Linked DNA regions of Mus musculus: all the other regions are linked to region 3. The links are chromatin loops, found by intact Hi-C in ENCODE. Cell type or tissue: left cerebral cortex. All regions are shown on one strand. Links, peaks and the distances in the headings refer to the core of each region. The heading gives the core; the rest is flanking DNA.

Evidence for each region. Peaks named below come from ENCODE experiments on the same cell type or tissue, not always from the same donor. Only the 100,000 strongest peaks of a DNase experiment are listed, where the experiment ranks them.
Region 1: it touches region 3 in a loop (4-fold over the local background); 4 of 42 quality-filtered maps call a loop at or near these places.
Region 2: it touches region 3 in a loop (5-fold over the local background); 10 of 42 quality-filtered maps call a loop at or near these places.
Region 4: a loop joins it to region 3, with 2.7 times the contacts of the local background. A loop is called at or near these places in 14 of 42 quality-filtered maps.
Region 5: a loop joins it to region 3, with 8 times the contacts of the local background. A loop is called at or near these places in 36 of 42 quality-filtered maps.

The regions. Positions count from the first base shown.
Region 1 is chr11:51,580,070-51,584,843 of GRCm38, forward strand. Col23a1 (collagen, type XXIII, alpha 1) reads left to right here. Exons shown (of 29, transcript NM_153393.2): 29 at 1-3,856. Phykpl (5-phosphohydroxy-L-lysine phospholyase) reads left to right here and starts at 4,712. Exons shown (of 13, transcript NM_028398.3): 1 at 4,712-4,774. The coding sequence starts at 4,752. In left cerebral cortex, for the core only: CTCF peaks have their summits at 2,856 (motif pointing left) and 4,466 (motif pointing left); a DNase peak (open chromatin) is centred at 2,865; H3K4me3 peaks cover 636 bases; H3K27ac peaks cover 631 bases.
Region 2 is chr11:51,679,759-51,684,532 of GRCm38, forward strand. No RefSeq gene overlaps it. Among named protein-coding and RNA genes, the nearest start is that of 0610009B22Rik, 6.5 kb to the right of the region's middle. In left cerebral cortex, for the core only: a CTCF peak has its summit at 2,030 (motif pointing left); a DNase peak (open chromatin) is centred at 2,016.
Region 3 is chr11:51,287,334-51,292,107 of GRCm38, forward strand. It overlaps Col23a1 (collagen, type XXIII, alpha 1), which reads left to right and starts at 2,587. Exons shown (of 29, transcript NM_153393.2): 1 at 2,587-3,054. The coding sequence starts at 2,794. In left cerebral cortex, for the core only: CTCF peaks have their summits at 2,289 and 2,961; DNase peaks (open chromatin) are centred at 2,312 and 3,011; H3K4me3 peaks cover 1,197 bases.
Region 4 is chr11:51,444,829-51,449,602 of GRCm38, forward strand. All of the region lies in intron 2 of Col23a1 (collagen, type XXIII, alpha 1), which reads left to right. Among named protein-coding and RNA genes, the nearest start is that of Phykpl, 140 kb to the right of the region's middle. In left cerebral cortex, for the core only: a CTCF peak has its summit at 2,385 (motif pointing left); a DNase peak (open chromatin) is centred at 2,386.
Region 5 is chr11:51,537,457-51,542,230 of GRCm38, forward strand. The region is part of intron 5 of Col23a1 (collagen, type XXIII, alpha 1); the gene reads left to right. Among named protein-coding and RNA genes, the nearest start is that of Phykpl, 45 kb to the right of the region's middle. In left cerebral cortex, for the core only: a CTCF peak has its summit at 2,380 (motif pointing left); DNase peaks (open chromatin) are centred at 2,045 and 2,363.

The DNA of each region.
Region 1 (4,774 bases), core at 500-4,499, 290 kb after region 3:
TCAGACATAACCCCTGACCTGTACAGATCCGTTTGGATGTTTTGAACTCATGTAAAAACAAAACAGTAATATATTGAACTTCTTTATGGGATGCGCCAACTGTGGCCATGTAACATTTGCAAGTGTGCCAACCAGCCCCTGGACAATCTGCACAGGAAGCCAGCAGGAATGCGGACAGGCTGCTCTGAGGAAACTTCTGTTCAAAGGCCCTGGGTAGGGCCTGGCTTTCCCAGGGAAGATGACGAGGGTGAAAACGCCTGGCTCAGGTGAGGCTGGACAGACTCCAGGTTGGGCTCATAATCACCTGATTAGCAGAGACTTGCAACAACTGTTTCCTGAAACCCCACTGCCCCAGCTTCTCACTGTCCAATAGCACCCCCTTGGACAACTGCTGTAGCCTCTTGCTTCGGGACTGTGCCGTAGGCAGCTGCACTGGGGCCCTATGTTCAACAGGGCCAGCAAAGATTCCTAGAGTCCAGCACTTGGGGAGAAGGCAATGGGAAGAACCCGAAGAGGGCCTTGCTCCACCCAAGTTCAGCACGCTTCCAGAAGCCACCCTGACACGGGAGCTTGTATTCTCGGACCTTGGGAAACAGCAGGCTCTGTGGATACCTCAGTGTAAAGCCAGCTTCCGACAGCCCAGTGAACCCTAATGGTAAGATGAAGAGACCCATACCTACTACTTACTACTTCCAGTCTCCTTACCGCCTCTCCCAGAGCAGGAACTGGAAAGGACTTTGTCAGCCTGGAGGAGACAGGCCTCTTGTTCAGAACTTGTGTCTCAAGTCTCCCACCTAGACCTCTGGTCAGCCTGACAAAAACAGGCCTCCTTAGTAAATGGTACGGACACCATGAACCTGAAGGCTGATCCCCCAGCAAGCCTGAGCAAAACACCTGTGACAGAAACCCCTGCCCTCTCTGGGGGGGATTGGGGCTTGAACACTTCTAATGAAGGTTCCTAGCTCCTGCTCCATTCATGGCTTCACAGCCCTCCTCATGTAAAGGCGCCATGAGTAATAAACCACAAATGTGTGTCTGGTGTGCCTGTCGCTTACAGACTTCCCTGGTCACCTCTGGGTGAGTTTTATTCCGATGGTTACTAGCTGAAGAAGCAAAGGGGCTCTCCTTGGGGGTCAGAACCTTCCTCTAAATCAGGGGATATATTCAGGGTAGGAGATAAGAAGATACAGGCTCAAGATCTGAACCCACACATGCCAGCAGAATCCTGGGACTGGCCACATCCTGTCACTGAGTCCTCTGTATCCCCTTTTGTTATGCTCAGCAAAGACACCCCAAATTTGTTGCCTCAAAATGTCCATTCTCTCAGTTCTAAGGGCTCAGGGGCTTGCCTGAATAGGCCTCAAGTGGATTCCCCCTCATCTGTCTGTCAGCTAGGATCCAATGACAATGACACCTACCAACCTGTGACTTTTCTGCATGGCCTGGACTTCCTCACAGCATGGCAGCAGGATTCCTAGAAAGCTGTGTCACCTCATATGACCAAGCCTTCAGAGTCACATGCTGCCACTTCCTGCCAGAGCCAGAAATTTACCCCACTTGAATTAGAAGACAGACCCACCTCTCAATGAGGAAAGTATCAACGTCATGTTTAAATGAGAAAATATGGGAGAGTACATTTCGTTGTAGCCCTCAAAAACAAAATAAAATAAAATTAGCTCTCTTGTAGCCCAGGCTAGCACTGAACTCACTATGTAGTTCAGGATGACCTTAAAGTTCTGGCCCTCTACTCCTTGCTCTATCTGCTCCAGTTACAGTTGTGCACCACTGTGCCTGACTTCTACAGTGCTGGGATTCAAACCTAAGGCTTTATGCCTGTTAACATAAGCACTTAACCAAAAAAGCTACAATCTTAGCCCTTGTTACGGCATCTTAAATAACACCACTCATCTGTAGCATGAGACAGTAATGCTCAAAATTCAGGTGTGGTTCAGTAAGATTCAGCTCTGTGGAATATACACAGAGAGCCTAGGACAGATCAGACACCTCACTGTACCTGTGGCTGGCTGTCCTCGCTCTATCTGCTCCAAGACCAAATAGTAATCACGGTCCTGCAGAGTGGGCCCATGTCTCCCCCTAACTTGTCCTTACAGCAAACTGAAGAAAGATGCCCAACAAATGTGCCCATTTTCATAGATGACAAAACCAAGCTCTTTCCCTGTGTGTAGAAAAGACAGGAGCGTCAATGACAGTGTCTCTGTCCCCTTCCTCCAAGGGCAGAGATCCAAGGAGGGCCACACTCCCCAGACTGTACACATGCATTCCTTGCTAAGCAGAGGCCCAGCCACACACAGCTGATGTCAAGTCCCTACCTCTGTCCCCCTGAGGAGCTGGCAAAAAGCAGCAGACCATGTTCTCTGCCACACTGGGTCAACTAGGAAACCAGATAAAAGAAAAAGAAAAAGAAAACAGATGTAGTGGACCAAGATGACTAAGGTGGCTCACTGGTAACAATGCCTGCTTTGGAGATGTGACATAGCCTCCCAAGCCCACCACAGCCTACAGTCAACAAAGCACTCCTCCTTCATCCTAAGAACAACATCGTTAGGGCTGCAGGGGTAGGTGTCACTGTGTCCATTTTACATATAGGAAATCTGAGGCTCACAGTGCATAGTTATCTGCTTAGAGATACACAGACAGGCGAGAGTGACAGGCTTGGGACTGAACCCGTGCTCTCGGAGGTCCCCTAATTTTTCTTCAGGGTTGTTTGGCAACATATGGAATCTGCTAGGCAGACCCCTGACGATGGGTGGACAGCACGCAGAGCTTTCTAGAGGCTGACGCCCCAAACTCTCCCTTTCACCTCAGGCTGCCCTGGGCCATTCTTGGCCCATTACTGCCCCCGTGTGGACTCATACCTTGTATCCTTGCAAATGGACATGCAGAGCCATGGAGTGTCCTGTGCCAGCCTGAAGTGAGGACAGAGAGAATGAGTTGTTCAAGGTCCCAAGTGAGACGCTGGGGAGTGCCCTGCCTCAACAATGAGGCTCAAGGACTGAGAGGAGGCCTTGGTTCTCCCTACCAAGAAGGCCAGTTCTCTTTGTAATTATTTGTAAGTCAAATAATTCTGGAAGGGAGGTATCTGTTTATTGAGTCCTTGACTATCCTGTGTTCCATGCCGCTAAAGAAACCAACGAGATGACTGTCCCCATGGACAGATGGCTCTGAGGCTTGAGAGAAGCGACCTTACTAGATTCCCTGTCCTTAAAGCTTTGAGTTGTCACAGGATTGGGGGACACTCCTGGCATTCAGAAGACAGTCGAGGTTAGCATACACCTGAAATCCAGGACACTGGACACGCCCAGTAGTGAAGCTGCTCACTGTGAATGCCAGCTGAGGAAACCCTGCTCTGGATTCAAGGGTTGGGCAGGGGAATGATTGCTTGTTGGTTGAGACAGGGTCTCAATACATAACTTAGGCTGGTCCCAAAGTTGCAGCTCTGCCTCAGCTTCCCAAGTGCTGGGATTACAGGCTTGCACCACCATGCCCCCCACTACATCCAAGTCTTGTTCAGTCCCTTCCTCCTTTCAGCCTGTGCCTTCTTGGCCTCCAGGGTTGCCTTGAAAGGACAGATGCCAGAAAATGGAGAGAGGATGGGACCAAGGACAGGAAGGATAGGCCTTTTCTGAGCAGGAAGATGGACTTTTAGGTAGGTTTATGGTTAAAAACATGAAATACCGCTCAGTTGGGGAAGATGGAAGGGCTCTGTGACTGGGTTTTGGTGACAAGATGCAACATTGAGAATGTACTAATGCCACTGAATTGTATGTACCCTTCAAAATTGCTTGTTTTTTTATGTATATTTTACCACAATAAAAACAAACAAAAACCACAAGAATACAAAGCTGTTCTTTAATAAGTGCTGTAAGCATTTTGCAGTTTTCTAGGGAAGAAAAGAAATAAGCTACTGGAGAATGGGGCAGCGGGCTGGCATGTGAACAAGACTGCCCCAGTCTGCTGAGGGGCCTTCTCAGGCCTTTGTTCCAGGGTTCATCAAGACAGTCAGCTCCAGCGCTCAACCCATAAGGGAGTATCCCTTCTCTCCCACCTCCGGGACCACAGAGGTCTCTTGTCACTCAGTGTGCTAGGTAAGAGTTCAGGAGACCTTGTTTTAGTCCGGCCTCTGCAGCGGGCCTATTGTGTGCCTCGGAGCAAAGCCGTTCTTTTCTGGGCCTGTTTCCTGCACAGTACATAAGGTAGGACTCAGAAGTTTTCCAAACCTCTTCCTATCTGCCCACTGCAAAATTCTCTTCCTGTAGCGACATGTCAAGTTTATCCTGTCTAATCCTAGCAAGAATTTCTAGAGATCTCCGTGGTCTGCCCCAGCAGTGGCACCGAACTCTACAGCGCCATGCCAGGAAGGCCTTTGTCCTTCCAGGGTGCCAGTAATTTACCCTCACAGGGTGTCACGTTATCAGCGCAGAGACAGCAACCTGCTCGGGCGTGCCCCGCCGCAGTTTAGAGTCCCGCTCCACCTGGCGGTCTGGGGACACATTCCTGGGAGGGAAACCTCGGGCGTAGGAGAGAAGGGCGAAGTCCGACCATGGATCAGCGGAGAGTATCCGCCCGTGATGACGTGAACTGCAAGCTATCTCGCTTGCAAGTTCCGTAAACGCCCGGGAAGGGAGCTCCTGGGGGCGGGACCAGCACTGAAGCCCCACCCAGAGCTGACGTCGCGGGCGGAGGCGGAGCTAAGCGCGCAGCATCTGGGTACTGGCTGACCGCTCGGCGCCATGGCCGCGGACACGCGCGCCAA
Region 2 (4,774 bases), core at 253-4,252, 390 kb after region 3:
ACCCTCAGACAGATAAATCAAAACCTCCAAAAAATGTCTTTTAAACTACTCTTGCAAATAATAGTGAAGGAAATCAAAGGGAAGAAAGCAAACAAGGAAAGAAAGATCAACACCACATCAGGCAGGTGTGGGGCACATATCTGTCATCCCAGGACCGGATGAGGTAGGAGAATGTTAAGTTCCAAGATCACCCAGAAAACAAACAAAACATTCTGGGTGGCTAAGTGCTTGTCTAACCTGCAAGAGGCCCAATTCAATAGAGAAATCAACACAGAAATACAGAAAAATGTAAAACCGCCTGAGGTGAGTTCAGGGCCTCCCTCTCGCTTCCTTTCCGCGTCTTGACAGTTCTTTCACTGCAGCTGCCTCCAGGGGCCACCTGCCTCCAGGCTCTGTGTCTGCTCCTCTCTCCCTTGCACAGGCTTAACTCCAAGAATCACAGGAGCATGGATTCCTAGAGGCCATCTGATCCACTTCTTTCCTATAGGGAAGGTCTGTTACACTTCTGACCCCAGGGCCAGGGTAGAGCCCAGGCCTTGAGTCTCCACTCCAGCCAGGAACGAGAGACCTTTCCGTTAGAACTCATAGCAACCTTGTTTTGGAGATTCTTCTTCAAAGCTGCACAGAAGCCATATTGTTATCTTTGCTTATTATTATTTTAATCAGTTACCATTAGCACCCCACACTCCACTCCCATTCTCTTCTTTCTTTATACTCCCCACTTTGAGATAGGGTCTCCTGTATACCAGGCTGTCCTTACATTCTCTGTGTAGCTGAGGATGGCCATTTTGACCCTCCATCCTTCTGTTTCCCAAGTGCTAGGATTACACACAGACTAGTGCCACCACACCTAGTCTGTTGGATCGACTTGGATGAATGCTAGGCAGGCTCTCTACCAACTGCACTGCACTCCCTAGCCCTGCTGTTAACCTAACTAGTGTGTCTAGTTTATAACTTAGAAGTATCCTAGCTGAACAGGAGAGAAACAAGTCTATGTGGCGCTTAGTACTATTAAGCACTATCCGTGGTTTCAGGAACCTGCTGGGGGAGCCAAGTATGTTCATGACTGAAACCCCCCAATCCGAGATGTTGAAACAGGGTTATAAAACAAGAACCCTTTATAAGACAAAAGCATGATGGTTTGTTGAGTAAAAGTGGCTGCTGCTAGTCTGACTACCTGAGTTTAATCCCAGGAACTCACATAGTGGAAGAAGAGAGCCAACTCTACCAAGTGTTTACTCGTAGGCAGTATAACACAGCATAATTTAAAAAAAGGTGGGTGATGCCGGGCGTGGTGGCGCACGCCTTTAATCCCAGAGGGAGGCAGAGGCAGGCAGATTTCTGAGTTCAAGGCCAGCCTGGTCTACAGAGTGAGTTCCAGGACAGCCAGGGCTACACAGAGAAACCCTGTCTTGAAAAACAAAACAAACAAACAAAAACAAAACAAAAACAAAAGGTGGGTGATGCCCAAGGAGCACTCCAGCTTCTGCACATACATGAACATGCACGCACACACACATACTCCCACAAAATTAGTGAGAAAACAATAAAGGAATCTCCTAGGGGGCAGCGGGCAGGAGTTAGAACACAGTCCCCACTGATAAGGGGAGGTTGTTAATAGAAATTCGAATCCATTACTTCTTTTGCTTTCGTTTTGGTGCTGGGAAATCTAACCCAGGCCTTTACGCCTTTGAGGCAAGCTCTCTACCGCAGAGGAAAGACCCAGGACCCAGCAGGACCTTTTCTGAAGCTGGCGGGAACCTGGACAGCCAGAGCAGCTTAGCTTCTCAGCCTTGCGGTAGACGTGCTGCGGTGGTAAATTTCTCGAGTGATTATAGGTGTGCAGCAGGAGACATGCACTTTCATAATTTTAAAGAACAGTGTTGTTTGCTTAATCCGTCTGAGACTGCTTATGGCCAAGCCAACAATTTAATAAGTAGACACAGCAAAGAACTTGTCAGCATTTGGCTGTGAAGACTTCCCAGCTCCCAGCAAGTCAGTTGTGGGTCAATGAGTGGACAGCGCCCCCTGCAGGAAAACACTTAGCAGCAAGTTGATTGCAAAGTACAGTTTCTGTAGCAGCAAAGCTGGGATGTCCACATCCTCTGCCTCTTGCTTTTGACTGTATTTTGTGTTGTATCCTTGAGTCCCATAATGCATAGTTCTCTAGAAGGCAATATTTGTGTTCACAGAGCCCAGGCAGACATCGTTAGCACTAGAATCCTGCCCTTTCATGTTCCACAGGAGTCTCAGCCAGCGAGAGTCCTGACTGCATTGCATGCAAGTAACAACAAGACAGGTCTCGGATGTGATGAGCATGCAGTCAGAGATGGGAAGGAGCTGCCTCGACCTGACCGCGAGCGCCTGTGTGGGGACCTGGCACCCTGACGGTTAGGTTAACTGGACACCTCATGTAACTGCTGTGGTCATCTAGCAAGGCAGGTATATGATCCCCACAGTGTGCCTGAAGAGCAGAGGTCAGTTCAGTGACTGGTCAGGTGACTCGTGGGTCAGGAAGGGCCACAGTGGGTGCTCAGGTCTGCCTGCTTTTTGTGTTTTCTTTCTTTCTTTCTTTCTTTCTTTCTTTCTTTCTTTCTTTCTTTCTTTCTTTCTTTCTTTCTTTCTTTTTGTTTTTTTGTTTTGTTTTTTTTTTTTTGTTTTTTGAGACAGGGTTTCTCTGTATAGCCCTGGCTGTCCTGGAACTCACTTTGTAGACCAGGCTGGCCTCGAACTCAGAAATCTGCCTGCCTCTGCCTCCTGAGTGCTTTGTGTTTTATTTCTTGATAAATTTTTGTGGTGTACTTATGCAGACCGAGTGGTCCAGGCCTTTTGACTAGGGAGGCAGAGTGGCTATGGAATCTACTCAGTCTCTTTCTTGCTTGAAGGCTCTCCATCACCAAATCTTAGCTTTGTTTCTGGGAAGGGGATATACATGTGTTAACATTTGGTTGTCATAGCTCTGTTTCTCTGTGTAGCCCTGGCTATCCTGGAACTCTCTGTAGACTAGGCTGACCGTCAACTCAGAGATCTACCTGTCTCTGCCTCCTGAGTGCTGGAATCAAAGGCGTGCATCACCACCACCCAGGTGTGATGATATTTTTATGCAATTTATTTTATACTCTGTTATTCATGAACGGATCCATGGGCTAGAAGATGGCTAAGAATTAAGAGCACTAGCTTCTCTCCCAGAGGACCCACATTTTTCCTAGCACCTACAAGGAGGCTCACAATTGTTTGATCCAGTCCCATGGATCTGATGCTCTTTTGGCCTCAGTGGGGACCAGGCATACACATGGTACATAGATATACATGCAGACAAAACACCACATGCATAAAAAGTAATGACCATAATGGAAAAGGAAATGAAGTTAAAATGTTTTGAATGATGCTGAGGTCTCACTGTGTTGCCCAGGCTAGTCTTTTTTTTTTTTTTTTTTTTTTTTTTCAGGCTAGTCTTAAATTCAAACATCTCTGCTACCCTGTCTCTCAAGAAGCTGGAACTACCAGGCACTGCCCTGCCTGCTCTAGACCTAGTTTGTCAAATCATATTGTCAAGTATTTATCCTTTCTCTGGTTTCCTCTTAAACATGTTCAATAGTGGGTGAGAAGCTGGATACCTATCATGAAAAAACTATTCTATAAGAAACTCTCTTAAAAACAAAGCAAGAGGGCTGGTGAGATGGCTCAGTGGGTAAGAGCACCTGACTGCTCTTCCGAAGGTCCGAAGTTCAAATCCCAGCAACCACATGGTGGCTCACAACCATCCGTAATGAGATCTGACTCCCTCTTCTGGAGGGTCTGAAGACAGCTACAGTATACTTACATATAATAAATAAATAAATAAATCTTTAAAAAAAACAAAACACACAAAGCAAGAAGCCGGGCATGGTGACACACGCCTTTAATCCCAGCCTCCTTGTAGGTGCTAGGAAAAATGTGGGTCCTCTGGGAGAGAAGCAGAGGCAGGCGGATTTCTGAGTTCGAGGCCAGCCTGGTCTACAAAGTGAGTTCCAGGACAGCCAGGGCTATACAGAGAAACCCTGTCTCGAAAAACAAAACAAAACAAAAAAATGTTCAATAGTTTTCACTTGTCACAAGAAAGAATACACTATACCACCAAAACAGTATATACTGTAAAAAAGGATGCTTTTCATTAGAAAAAAACTTTTTTTGCAGTATTAGGGGACAGAAGCTGGGGTCTCATGCACGAATAGTAGGCAAGTATTCGACCACTGAGCTGAGTCTTGTACCAAAGTACAAGACTTTGTTTTTTGCAGACAGTTTCTCTTTGTTGCTCTGGCTATTGTGGAACTCTGTAGACCAGGCTGGCTTTGACCTCACAGATCTGCCTGGCTCTGCCTCCGGAGTGCTGGGATTAAAGGCATGTGCCATCATGCTGGCTCCAGTCTTTTTCAAAAAATTTCTTTTCCTTTAAAATTTTCTCAAGACAGGGTTTTTTTGTGTAGCCTTGGGAGTCCCAGTGCTTGCTCTGTAGACCAGGCTGGACTCACCTTGTAGAGATCTACCTACCTCTGCCTTCCAAATAAGTGCTGTTAAAGGTATGTGCCGAAGCCCAGTAAATTATGCTCAATGTTTACATGCATGAGCATCTGTTGGCATGTATGTATATGTCTGGTGGCCCAGGAGTCCAGAAAAGGATCTCGGATCTGGAACTGAAGTTATAGATGGTTATGAACCATCATGCAGGTGTTGGGACTCAAAACCAGGTCCTCTTATAAAGCAACAAGTGCTCCTAACCACTGAGCCATCTCTT
Region 3 (4,774 bases), core at 204-4,203:
GCATCATAGAGAAGTGCCCTGATTTAATCATGTACCATATCCCAAAAGAGGGCACTGCACCCTTCTGAGTTACCATTTCTCCAGTGTCTTCAAAGGCAGCTCTGGTATTCCAAGGCTGGCTCCTTCAGACTACTACAGGATACAGGACTAACCAGTGAGTTCACCATCATGAGCTCACCTCACTTCCTTGGCTAATACGTGCATTGCTTGGTTGGGTGTGTTGTATGGGATTTTATACCCGTGGGTTGCCTGTTATGTGAACATTGTACAGGTGCCTGAGGCCCTGTAAATAGGAAAAACAGCTCATACCCGGAATAGTTTTGCTGTGAGGGACAGACCTCTGGCTTTTCCTGTACTGAGAGAGTGCAAAGTCATCCTGATGGCCTGTTGGTTCTCTGAGGAGTGCATAGAGGGGTAAGAATATATATCTGATAGGTTGGTGCTCAGCTGAATGCATGGTAGGTGGGGTGCATATCTGCCCTCTGTCTGCTTTTTGTGGGGCTGCCTTCTACAGTTTGATTCCTGAGCTCCTGACCTGTAGGTTCAGCCAGTGGAGGTCATCAGCAAGAGAGAGAATTTCTTCTCCCAACCCCTTCCCCCACCAAGCCGTGGTTTGCTGAGGCTGGATCTCAGCAACCAAAGGTCACAGCTCCTGGTGAGCAGACTTCTTATAGTACCTGACTTTCCACAGGCTGCCCAGCAGGCTTCTCTCACTAGTTCAGCTAGGGATAAGGGCTTCCTACTACTGTGAGCCAGAGGGTGCTCGCCACCCCCAACCCCCTACCTCCTGCTGGTTTCCCTCCTTGCCACCATGAAGTCTGTCTACCATCAAGCTGGCTTCAATCACCTGTTCTGAGGATGCCGCCTTTCCTTCTAGGACCCCAATTGACAAGTAACTGAGTGTTTTCTTTCCTGCCTTTCCAACTGAGAACTGCAGATGGTAAACATATTTCTCATCTCGATTCACTTACCCAGTGTTTATTGAACGTCGGCTATAGGCCAGATAGTGTTCTGTAAGAAGACAGCGGTGCCTGAAACAAGAGGATACAGTTAAAAGGTAACTAGGACAGATGTCCCCATCTCCTGATTAATCATGAAGGGGACTGAGAACGAGGCCACCTCAGATTGGGCAGTCTGGGACAGGCTCTGGAAACCTTGACTTCAGGATTAGGCGCTTGCTCTTCACAGTCTGGGAGGAAGGCTAATCCACATAGGTATCTGACAAGAATAAAGACCCAGGGAGCAATCGCCCTGTTCAATACACAGACGCTTCTAGAATGAAACAGTACCCATTAACACTAACACTGGTAGGTAATGGGTAGTGAGAATGGGTGCTAACTTGTAATACGGTGTTGGCGTCTTTTCAGAGACTTCAGTAGACTGTCAGGTTTGCTTGGCAAGAGGTTTTCAGAATATTTGTTGGGCACAGGCACAGTTTTCACACAGGGCCAAGACTTTATAACCACTACCAGAAACTCCACTTTACCTGAGGCCACAGCCTCCAACCCCAGGAAGTTTTAGTTCAGAGGGTCTTGCCAGCTGGGTGATTTCCCTTTTAATTAGGGGAGTAGGAGTGTTGCTGGGTCTCAACAGGCTTTAAGAATACAGAATGGATAATGCAGCCACAGAAATTAAGAAGACAGCCACAGGAGAGTCAGAAGGGAAGGTGGAAAATTATCTAAAACCCACTCCATCACGTGTGCCCCTTACCAGGCTCCAAACTCAGGACTGACTCTTCTCGAAAGGGTGTCCCAGGAGTTAATGTGACAGTTACTTGAGACCAGTTTTGAGGTATAAATATGCCTTGTGGGGGCCCTGGCAGCTAAAACCTGGATTCCAACTTCAGCCTCTCTGGCCATCCCTGTAAGTGGATGGCTTTCTCTTTGGGCCCGATTGGTGTCCTAATGTAACTGTGGTTAAGACAAGTCAGTATGATGCATTCCAGATTTGGGTTTGGGCTAAGTCTGTCCCTGCAGAATTCAAGGTATACCAAGTTTTAGACACTTTTCCCATTTGTTTTTTGTCTGCTTCCTGAACTAACTGCTCCCTCTGGTTCAGGAAAGAAGTATGAGCTTTTTTGTCTAGTGTCCATGCCTGAGTTGCTATGGTGAACATTGACTATAAGAGGTGCCTAGTTTGCCTCCTTCCTTGTCTCTTATTCTCCTTATTTCTCTCTTTCCTTCCACATTCCTCTCACTAGTTTTCCTCTTTCCTTCCTTTGTTTCTCTTTCTCTTTGATTCTCGGTTACCAAGTCTTCCTGCGCACACCCGCAGGGGTCGCTTTTGGCCACCAAGCGGCGCTCAGCTACCGTCTAGAAAGAACCTCTAACTTTCCCACAGAGTTCCAAGTTTTGCTTTGCAAGTGTCAGAAAGGTCAATCTACAAGCTTGGGGAACACTCCCAAGGCTCGAACAGTGAGTGCCTCAACCTCAGGCGGCCTGCGACAGAGCCGAGCCCGGCCGCATAGGGTGCCTCGGGTGGCACCGGCGGGGTACAGAGGCTCGCGCTCCGGGACCCGCTAGGCGAGGGCCCGGACTGCGAGGAGCTGATGAGCGCCAGGCCCCCACCACCACCCCCGCCCTCCCCGTCCGGCCGCTCCTCCCCTGGGTGGGTCCCCGCGCCTTTTCTGGCGGGGTCTATTTGCATAGAAGGAACTGCCCGCAGTGGCCGCTGAGTCTGAGCGGGCGGCTAGGGGGGCGTGCGCGATCCGCGGCCACCCGGACGCGGAGCCCCGCAGCCGCCGACCTGGAGCCGCCCCGGGCCGCAGCGCCGACGCAGAGCCGGCGGGTCGCCATGGGCGCGGGCGAGCGCGCGGCGGGCGGAGGAGGCGCGCAGGACCCCGGAGCGGGCTGCGGGTCGCGGGCGCTGAGCGCGCTGTGCCTGCTGCTGTCGGTGGGCTCTGCGGCCGCCTGTCTCCTGTTGGGAGCCCAGGCGGCCGCCCTGCATGGCCGAGTGGCGGCGCTGGAGCAGGAGCGCGAGCTGTTGCGGCATGCGGGGCCGTCCGGAGCCCTGGCCGCCTGGGCCGAAACGCACCTGGAGCGCCTGTTACGGGAGGTGAGGGCGCGCGATCGCCGGCCGGGGGATGTCCCGCTTCACGAGGGGGTGTAGGGCTGCGGGGGCGGCGTTGATCGTCACCTTCAGGAGCAGGACTCACCTAGTGGATTGCACTGGGGTCGCTGGTGGGGAAGGGTCCTGCTGTCCAGCTTCTGTGCCGGGACTTGCTTCTGCAGGAAAAACAACTTAAAGGGCTGTTTAGGTAACACTAAGGGGCTATGGTAAAGAAAGACCTTGGGGTAACAACAGTCCTGAGTGCGGAGTCTCTACTGAAGTGTGTGCTCAGACCCACAGCCTCTGCCTGCTCTCCAGCGCTGGAGATACTAATGAGGCTCTTGCGTTCCCACGGCTAGTCTGCCTGAAACAGTCCGGACCACCTCAAGGCTCAGGCCAGCCCTTCCTCTGTGTCCGGGAAGGTTAGGTTGGGAGCGGCTCTGGCCTAGATGTGCTGTGTTCCTTAGCTGGCCCACTAAAACTGTGCATCGAAGACTAGGACACAGCTGAGCTAGCTGCCTCTGTGCGCGTTTGGCTGGGTGGTGATCTCTACAGGCCACCCCCAAAGCGTCTTAGGTTTGTTTTCCGAGGGTTAAGACTCCTGTTTTGAGCCTGCCCTGGTGGCATCTGTAATTCCAGAATTTAGGAGGCTGAATTGTGTGAATCTCTCTACAAGTTGGGGGCTGGCTTAAACTATATAGTTGAGATGCAGGTCCAGCCTGGGCTTCAGAACGAAAATAAATAAATAAATAAATAAATAAATAAATAAATAAATAAATGCCAACCATTGGGCATATTGATGAGCGCCTTTAATCCCAGCACTTTGGAGGCAGAGGCATGAGGATCTCTGAGTTTGAGGTCATCCTGTCCAGGACAGCCAGAGGAAGACCCTGTCTCAAGAAATCAAAACAAACAACAAAAACAAAAGAAGATGGCCATTGTATGCCTGGACTTCTGATCTTCTGTCTACTGATACTCCATCTGACAATACCTGGCCAGAACCTCTACCCTCGGTACAGCAAGCCTCTTGCCTGTAGAACTGTGGCATACACCCGCACACTACAGTTTCTCTCAGCTCTGCCTCCCTTATAGGAATGGTTCACCTCCTCCTAGAGGAGGTGGTTGCCCCAGATCTAAAGGCGGGGGTGGGGGTGGGGAGTCAATCCTAAGGACAGTAGAAAATGAACCTTGCTTGTGGGAGAGGAAGCAGGGGGCAGGTGTACTATCTACCACCTGTTCCCTAAGCTGTGCCCTGCTATGGTCTTTGCTACTTTACTGAGCTGTGCAATGCTAGGGGCACAGCTCAGGGAGAAGGCTGACTTAGATTATGCAAGTCCTTGGGTTAGACTCCTGACATCAGATATTGAGCTGTGTACCCAAGGTGGAGTGGATTTGGGATTTCAAAGGGAATGGAAGAAGTCTAGACCTAACTTTCCTGTTTCCCACAGCTCCTAAGTCACTTTAAGATAAAGCCAACATTACCTCTCCTCCTTGGTTCCGGGCAAAATCGCTGCTTTCTGAATGATTTCCTCTCCCTTCTTTAAAGTGCCCGCAGAAGGGAGAACTCTGCCCCAAGCCCTGCCAGCAACTTATGACTTTATAAATTGCCACCCACTATCCTTTGTCAGCTCCCTAAAGGTCAGCAGCTGAACTGTGAATACCCCAACCCACTGCCACTTCTATTGGGAAGAATAAACCACAAGCCATGACCAGAAAACCAAAAATC
Region 4 (4,774 bases), core at 418-4,417, 160 kb after region 3:
GGACTCTTTGTGCAGTGTTCTGAGAACAGCTCACACTTGGCACAATGCCTTCGAGATCCATCCATATTGTCATGTGTCTCCATAGCACATTCCCTTTTCCCTCCGCACAGTGCTTCATGGCCTGTATGGAGTACAGACTGTTCGTCAATCGCTCACTGTTGGATATTTCCCTTGTTTTCAGTTTGGGGCTATAACAGCTTCTCTGCAGGGGTGTGTGTGTGTGTGTGTGTGTGTGTGTGTGTGTGTGTGTGTGTGTAAAATTTCATTTCTCTGAGATAAATGCCCAAGGGGGTGGTTGCTGGGTCATATGGTAAGTACATATTTGTTTGGGTTTCTAACACTAAACTGTTTTCCAGAATGCCTCTACCAGATCAAATGAAATCTAAAACTCTTAACGTCTTTCACGTATCTTCACATTCTGAAATTTACCATGTGATTGCCGTCAATATTTCCTGCATTTATGTTTAGAACTGCATTGGCCAGCGTTATGATTTTGGCTTCAATAATAAAGCAGTAGTCTTTTAGACTTAAGAGAAGGGAGACCTGTTGTATTTTGGTTCCATTGAGACAGTGGTCTGTCTCACTCTAACCCTAGCTGACCTAGAACAAATAACATATTAATAGTTCAGACTTTTGGAGCTGAGATGAAAGGATGGACCATGTAGAGACTGCCATATCCAGGGATCCACCCCATAATCAGCATCCAAACGCTGACACCATTGCATACACTAGCAAGATTTTATTGAAAGGACCCAGATGTAGCTGTCTCTTGTGAGACTATGGCGGGGCCTAGCAAACACAGAAGTGGATGCTCACAGTCAGCTAATGGATGGATCATAGGGCTCCCAATGGAGGAGCTAGAGAAAGTAGCCAAGGAGCTAAAGGGATCTGCAACCCTATAGGTGGAACAACATTATGAACTAACCAGTACCCCGGAGCTCTTGACTCTAGCTGCATATATATCAAAAGATGGCCTAGTCGGCCATCACTGGAAAGAGAGGCCCATTGGACTTGCAAACTTTATATGCCCCAGTACAGGGGAACACCAGGGCCAAAAAGGGGGAGTGGGTGGGCAGGGGAGTGGGGGTGGGTGGATATGGGGGACTTTTGGTATAGCATTGGAAATGTAAATGAGCTAAATACCTAATAAAAAATGGAAAAAAAAAAGAAAAAAAAAAGTTCAGACTTTCTTAGAACTCACAGCAATCCCTCTGCCTCAGACTTCCCCAGTCTGGCGATTACAGGTGTGAGTCATGGCACCTTTCTTATTTAACCCATGCATTTGGGTTTGATTTTGAGGTAAGACTACTATGTAACCCCAGTTTCTAACTCTCTATGTGATTAGGCTGGCCCCAAACTCATGGAGATAACCCTGCCTCTGCATCCTGGCCCCACCTGTGCTGCTTCTCACTGTCCTTCCATTTATAGAGCTTGCTTGGGTATGCTTCCGATTGTGGCCACCCCCTTCAGTCTCCTCCACCCGAGGACATGTCAGTTTCTCACTGCACAAGGGCGCTTTCGCTGAACATAGAATTGTGGGTTTGGAGATGAATGGTTTTGGTGAGGGTTTGTTTGTTTGTTTTTTAAATACTCAAAAAAAAATGTATGCCACTCCCTCCTGGCCCCCATGCTCTCTTTCTTGGTAAGAAGTCATGGTGTCTCATTGTTTTTTCTCCAGGTATTGCTGTTTTTGGAGATTGGTCCCATCATTCAAATAGCTGTGACCTGTCATTTGTGTGTCTCTGGGAGTCGCCGTCTCTCTTTTAAGGTGTGGCGAGTGACCACTGGTGGACTCTTTGGCCTTTCCTGTACATTGTTGAGAGACTGGCTCTTGTTTAATTCCTTTGCCTCATGTAACCCCCAGATGCCACCAGGCTAGTCTCCTTCCTATTACTGTAACAAACACCATGACCAAAAGCAACTCAGGGAGGAGAGGTTTATTTGGCTTACACTTCCACATCATGGTCTATCGCAGAGAGAAGTCAGAACAGCAATTCAAGACCGGAAACTGGAGGCAGAAGCTGAAGCAGAGGCCATGAAGGGGTGGGGACTGCTAAGGATTGCACCACCTACAGTGGCCTGGGCCCTCCCACATCTCTGATCATTAGTCCCACAGCCCACAGACTTGCCTATAGGCTAATCCTATGTAGGTACTTTATCAATTGAAGTTCCCTGATAACCTTAGTCTATACCAAGTTGAGAAAAAAAATCTGACCAGCACAGCCATAGTGACAGGCAGAGGAGACCACCACCTTGTTTATTCTCAGATTTTCCTGTCCCCACGGACACCCTTGTTAGTACTTTATGGGAGAGAATTGGAGGTCCAGGTCCCTGCCCCAGGACTCCTCCAGGACCACTCCGGGTGCCTCATGACTGCCCCCATGTGGCCTCTATGGACTCTCCTGTGTTTCTGAGTTCCCTGTGGACGCCTACTTCTGGGTTTATAGAGGGGAGTGTAGTCGGCTGTCTGTGCTTTCCTCAGATCTTACTATGCATGAGAAGCAATCCCCATGGGTGGCAAGAGTCAGTCTTCACAGGCAGGAATTCCAGCTGTTCTTGCAACAGGAGAGGGGGAAAATGCCCAAGCAGCCTCCTCCAGCCTCCTGTCGAGGGGCTGAGATAACTGGAGCCCTTGAGCACGGTTTAAATGTCCAGATTGGGCTGGTCTTCATGCATTTGGCTTTTTTAAAAGAACTCTTCCTCTGTAACACTCAATCCTCCTGTCTCAGCTTCCCAAGTGCTGGCATTACAGGTGTGGCCCACCACGCCTGCTTTTCCTTAGACTTTCTCAGAATTATCAAAACTATTTAAACTCTTTTGTTTGTATTCTGTAGGTAAATGCCAGTGTGTGTGTGTGTGTGTGTGTGTGTGTGTGTGTGCGTGTGCGTGTGCGTGTGTGTGTGTGTGTGTGTTTAAGTGAAGAACACATAGGTGTGTTTGTGGGAATCTCAACAAATCATAGATGAATTTAGCATCACTTCTTGTGAAGAGCATGGTGCCTGATGGGGCTGGCCGGCCTGGGAGGCAGGCCCTGCCTGGCACATGGTAGGTTCTTCGAGAAATCTCTGTGATGTCTCTAGCCCTGACTGGTCAACACAGGGAGCCCTGGATGCAGGATACCCAAGCTGCGCCCCACCATCTTTGCTGATCTACCCCCACCAAATTTAAGAGCAGGTGTCTGGAATTTCTTTCACAAACCTGACTAGTTGTTGTTGGTTTTGTTGTTTTTAGTTTTCTTTTAATTGGCCCAGTGGCTCAGAATACTTGCTGCTCTTGCAGAGGACCCGGATTCCGTTCCCAGCATACACATGATGGCTCACAACCATCCATAGTCTCAATTACAGGGTAACTGATGCCCTCTTCTGACCTCCACCGACACCAGCCACATACATGATACATGTATATATACATGCCGGCAAAACACTCATGCACATGAAATAAATAAATCTTTTATTAAAAAAAAGTCTTAATATGGATTTTTGTTATTTTTTAATTATGTGTATATGTGTGTCTGTGTGTGGGTAGAGCTTGTGCCCAAGAAAGCCAAAGTACAGAAGAGGGCACTGGATCCCCTGGAACTGAAGCTATTATTGTTGGTTGTGAGCCACCTGGCATAGGGAACCAAACTCAAGTCAAAGTACATAATCTATTTGAATGAAAATTTCGTCATGAAACCCACGAATATGTACAAGAATGTACATGAATTCAAGTACAAGATAGTAAATCAGAAAGAGCCTGGGGCTGGAGAGATGGCCAGTGGTGAAGCGCTGCCTGCTCTTGCAGGACACCCTATTTGCGGCTCTCCAGCCCTCAGAAGCCTGTCTTGTTGGCTCTTACCATAAACTGCAGGCATTACAGTTTGTAGGCATGGTGCTGGCCCATGCATCTGTCCCAGCCTGGGTTGCCCAAGAAGGCTGGCAGGCGCCTTCAGCTCCGACCCATGGGGTCTTACAGAAGCCTCTGTTGTTTTATGTTTTAGCCTCCCATTGTCTTCTTTAGAAAACTCTTGCAGATGTCAGCACAGTTGGGGCACGGGGCCATGGCTTCAAACAATAGCTTTGCATCTGCAAGACAGCCCACAGGCCACTGGGGGCTGAGCCTTTAGACATGGGAGGCTTCAACCCTTTCCTCTGGCAAACAGGCCTAATGCTTCGGTCTTTTGTCTGGAAGTAACATACCTACACTGTGAGCCCCTGCCCTGTAACAGAGGTCCTGGAGACCAGGCTGCAGGGCCATTGCTTCTCACAGGCTAAGTGCGGCCGACTGTCAAACAGCAAGAGTAGTGCCATCGATAGGCGCCAGCTTCAACAATCAAACAATGCATCTAAAGGTCTCCAGGGAGGAAAAAAGGAAGCAGTGTAGGTGTCGCCCCTGAGTGTGTGGAGGGGACTGGCCCTAAGCACCCCACTTTTAACAAAATCTAGGTCCCTTCTCTAAAGTGACCATAGTCCAGTAGATGGCTCAACAGGTAAAGGTGCTTGCCATACAAGCCTGATGATGTAATTTTGGTCCTTGGTACTGATGGAGGAAGCAGCAGACCCAACACACAAACAATAATGTCAAATATAAGATGTCATAGTATCTACATAGAATCTACACACACCCCTGGATACTATGAGCCATTTCTGCATGAAACGCATGCAAAGCCGGGTAGTCAGAATAAGAAATGTCCCCCGCAGACTTCTGTGTTTAAACAATTGGTTCAGATTATCCTATTGTATTGTGAGTGGTGTGGGTATGTGAGGGGGAGGGGTACACATAGTTGTGCATGTGT
Region 5 (4,774 bases), core at 284-4,283, 250 kb after region 3:
CTGTGTGTATGTGTGTGTGGTGTGTGTGTCTCTGTGTCTGTGTGTGTGGTGTGTGTGTCTCTGTGTCTGTGTGTGTCTGTGTGTGTGGTGTGGGTGTCTGTGTCTGTGTGTGGTGTAGGTGTCTGTGTGTGTGTGTAGGTGTGTGTGTGTCGGTGTCTGTTTGAGTGTGTGGTGTGTGTGTGTCTGTGTGTGTGGTGTGGGTGTCTGTGTCTGTGTGTGGTGTAGGTGTCTGTGTGTGTGTGTAGGTGTGTGTGTGTGTCTGTGTCTGTTTGAGTGTGTGGTGTGTGTGTGTCTGTGTGTGTGGTGTGGGTGTCTGTGTCTGTGTGTGGTGTAGGTGTCTGTGTCTCTGTGTGTGTGTGTGTGTGTCTGTGTCTGTGTGAGTGTGTGGTGTGTGTGTCTGTGTGTGTGTGTATGTGTGTGTATATCTGTGTCTGTGGTGTGTGTGTCTGTGTGGTGTGGGTGTCTGTGTCTCTGTGTGTGTGTGTGTGTGCATGTGTGTGTGTGTGTGTGTGTTTGGCAGTACTAGAAATTGAAAATAGATTTTAATTGCACACTAGGCAGTCTTCCACTGTGCTCTACCTCCAGCCTCCGGAAATACTTCTGATGACCAGCATTTTAAATAATGTTTTCCTCCCACCACATGTTTTAAAGGTCTCCTGCTTTTGAGGCAGAGGCAGAAGGAAGGAGGAATCTCACCAGGAGAAGTCTACAGTAGTTTATTGACAAAGATAGAATTGAAAACTGAGATAGAAGAGTTGCCAGGACATGAGGCTCAGCCTGAGCAAAAACCTTCTGTTAGGATCTGGGGCCTGCTATATGGCTCAGCAGGCAAAGGTGCTTGCTGCGAAGCCAGACCACTAAGTTCACTCTCCAAGACCCCCATGGTGGAAAGAGAAAACCGACGCCTGGGAGTTGTCCTCTGACCTTCAAGTAATTACCACGACACTCTCAACCCGCACAACACACAATAAATAAACACAATAAAAAATTTTAATGAGGAATCAGATCTTCATGGGGCATGAGGCAGGTCCCACTGGAATCAGAAACCCTCACGCAGGCATCTCCCAGGACCGAGCACCACCCACAGGCCCCGTCTGGTTAAACTCACAGTACCCAGGGAGGCAGGACCTGCAAAGCCTCCAACATCAGTCAGGCATCGACAGCTGAGGTCCCAAAGGACAGAGTAAGCTGGGGGCTGAAATGTGGTCTTTGAGACAGGGCTCCAGCCTGGGACCAATTTCCAAGTGAATAACTCAATTGGACTGTTTGGAATTAATCAGGCGAACAAAAAAAAAAAAAAAAAAAAAAAAAAGCCATGACCACCACACACTCAGACGCTTCCTTACACTCTTCCAGTTCAAAAACAGCTTTGATTGTAAAAATGTAATTAGTTAAATGATTCATCTGTAATACCCCCCAAATTCATATGCTTTCTTAAATTCTAACATCCCCTGGCTCACTCCCATCTGACCCCTGCGGGGCAGCTCCCAGCCCCCAAGATGCTGGGCAGAGGGAGGAGGGGTGAACACCCACTTCCTGAGTCCCCCATAATAGTCCCCAGATTGGAACCTCAAAGACAGAGCCAGCTGGGCTTGCAGAAGAGGTCCTCCATACGGGCTTCCTTCCCAGCCTTCCCCCAGGCAGAACAAAACAGGTACTTCTTCAGTCCTGCCATGGTCGGGGTGAGGCTCTCCATTCCTCAGTTTCCCATCATGTCACGTGTGAGGCAGCCAAGGAAAGAGAGATGACCACAGGCAGTCATGGGGCCTGCGCTTTGGGTCCGCTGCTCAGGTTCCAGGGCCGCACACCCTCTCCTGTTTCTGCACCTTCCTGGTACAGGGGCCTCCTGCCCACAGGTCACTCTGGAAGAGGAAACAGTACCACAAGAGGCCAGCAGAGGAGAATGGGCCGGCTGCTTACTGGTTGCCAGCAACCAGCCATGGAGTGGTACCTGCAGACTGGCTGCTGCCTGGCACCTCTCTTCATTTCACCACACACAGCCTACTGCGTGGAGGAGCCTGTTCACAGAACTGGGCCAAGTCATAAAAAGACTGGGGAGAAGACAGTATGTGAGTAGGAAGCTGTTCCTGCCGCCTCCCATGACTTGAGAAAGAATGAGTTTGGGGTCCCCATAGACTGTGCGATCTCAGGCATATCTCACTCCTCATAGATATTATGTTCTTTGCATCCCTGGTAGCAATTAGGAGATCCAAGTGGATGGTTCCTGGGAGCTCCAGGACTGGGCACTCATACCGGGTTCAGTGAATGACAGTTCCTGTCGCTTAATGATCATTCAGTCCAGCAGGGGGAGCCCTTGAGGCTAGCAAGCTTTGCCTGGGTGAGCATACTAAGTACAGAGCCTCTAGCGCTGTGACACCAGGGCAGGAGTTGGCTTTCACTAGCAGATAACAAATCAAGGGCGCCCCCTAGTGCTCACCGGCGTTCAGACACCGGGGCTGGTGGGAAATTGGACCTTTCGTTCATGGAATCACTGTCATGTGTAAACATTGTTCAACAAACGTTTATTCTCAGCTCCGGGCAGTTTGGCATTTTACAGATAGTAGCAAGAAATCCATCCTAGAAGCCTACGACTGATCCAGAGAAAGATCCACAAGTCACCTAAGCTCCAGCTTCACATTAGGCTGTGGTCAGTGTCAAGAGGGTTTAGTAGCTGTGAGCACCTACCTACCTGCAAACCCACATCAGGCGGGGACAGGGCTGCAGCCTCAGGAAAGGGAGGTGTGATATAAGAACAAAAACTGAAGTAGGGGGCTGGGAATATAGCTGACTTTGTAGTCTGTGTGCCTAATATAAATAAGGCCTTGGGTTCTATGGGGATCCTCCCCCTTTTTTTTTTTTTGTAAAGATTTACGTATTTATTTAATGAATGTGAGTACAGTGCAACTGTACAGATGGTTGTGAGCCTTCATGTGGTTGTTGGGAATTGAATTTTTAGGACCTCTGTTCCCTCTGGTCAACCCCGCTCATTCTCGTTGGCCCGGCTGACTTAGTCCCTGCTTGCTCTAGCCCAAAGATTTATTTATTATTATACATAAGTACACTGTAGCTGTCTTCAGATGCACCAGATGAAGGCGTCAGGTTTCATTACAGGTAGTTGTGAGCCACCATGTGGTTGCTGGGATTTGAACTCAGGACCTTCGGAAGAGCAGTCAGTGCTCTTACCCGCTGAGCCATCTTGCCAGCCCTATGGGAATAATTCCTACGCCACATTAAAAAAAAAAAAAAAAAAAAAACAGTCATGAAAGCCAGGCTGTGGTGGTGTGCGCCTTTAATTCCAATACTTGGGAGACAGATCTCTGAGTTCAAGGCCAGCCTGGTCTACAGAGCAAGTTCCAGGACTGCTAGGGCTACACAGAGAACCCTGTCTCAAAAGAACACAAGCAAACAAACAAAAAACAGGCATTATGGTACTCACCTAAGCTATGTGAAACCCTTCCTCAACACAGAACAGCGACGAGCAAACACCTTTCATCTCAGCAGTAAACAGGCAGATCACTGAGTTTGAAGCCGGCCTGATCTACAGAGTGATCAGTGAGACCCTGTCTCAAAGAAAAAGAAAAGCCAAAAACCAAGCATAAGCCAGGTGGGTGCTGACAAAAGTGAGGTTCAGAAGTCCCCACCCCCAGACAGAGTCAGGCTGATAAGGAGCACTCGGTTGAGGCAGCCAGCCTCACTAAGGAGTCAACTGTGCCCTTCCTCTGATGTCTGAGTCCCAGGAGAGCCATCCTGCCCATTCCACTTCCCTATCCCAAAGGACACAAGCATCCAAGAAGAAATGGACAGCTTGTTCTTGAGGTCTAAGGGCAGGGGCGTAGCCAGCCTGTCATCCCATTCCTTGTCTGTCTGTTCAGAAAATCAGGGATGGACACGATCGATAGAGGAGGCTGGTCTGGGAGGGAGGCGAGTTGTGCTCAGGAGTACAGACCAGAGAGACCGTTCAGCTCCTGAAATGTGAGCTCACATGTACCACCTAATAAAGAAAAATATCATAATGTAAAAATTATGTACCATAAGAATATAACAATTATATTTGTAGATGATTAATATTGTTAATTTATATTTTATTTTAAGTTAGAATTTAATTCCTTTATATATTTTGATATTAATTATGTAATTAGTATACATAAGAATTATAGTTTTATATAATAGTATTTAGAATATATAAATAAATATAAGAACTAGAAACCTGCCAACAGGAAAGCGTACGAGCTGGGGCGTGGGCTAGGTGGACTGCGTGAGTCTGAATGAAGTCCTGCACGTCAGCCCATGCAGGGCAATCCTCACAGCAGATCCAAGAAAAGCTGAGAATCCAACTTTGCTGTGTACTTTAGAGCCATACAGTTTGCAACCTTGTTGCTGGTGGTGTTACTTTTTATGCCTATGTTGTCTACAGAAATCAAGAAAGATCCGTGCTGCAGCTCGGGGTAGGAGAGCTGGGGTGGGAGGGAGGGAGGCCGGTGGTGCACTGCCTCCTGTGAATCAGTCCTGCACACAAAAGAAGGAGGGAGAGCAGCCTAGGAGATCCTGCGTGAGTAGACAGGGAGAACAGAAACAGGTACCTCCATCAGACCACAGACAAAGCAGGGGCTTGGCCTGGATATGGTCAAGGGGCTCTGCTCGTGAACCAGGAGGCACAGAACACACACAGAGCCTCCGTCAACTGTGAGCTATCTCTGTCACTGGTCCCTGGATCCACAGTAGAGTCCAAGTCACACAGCAGGCTGTTTGGGGCTGAAAGGATGCCCCAGCCTGT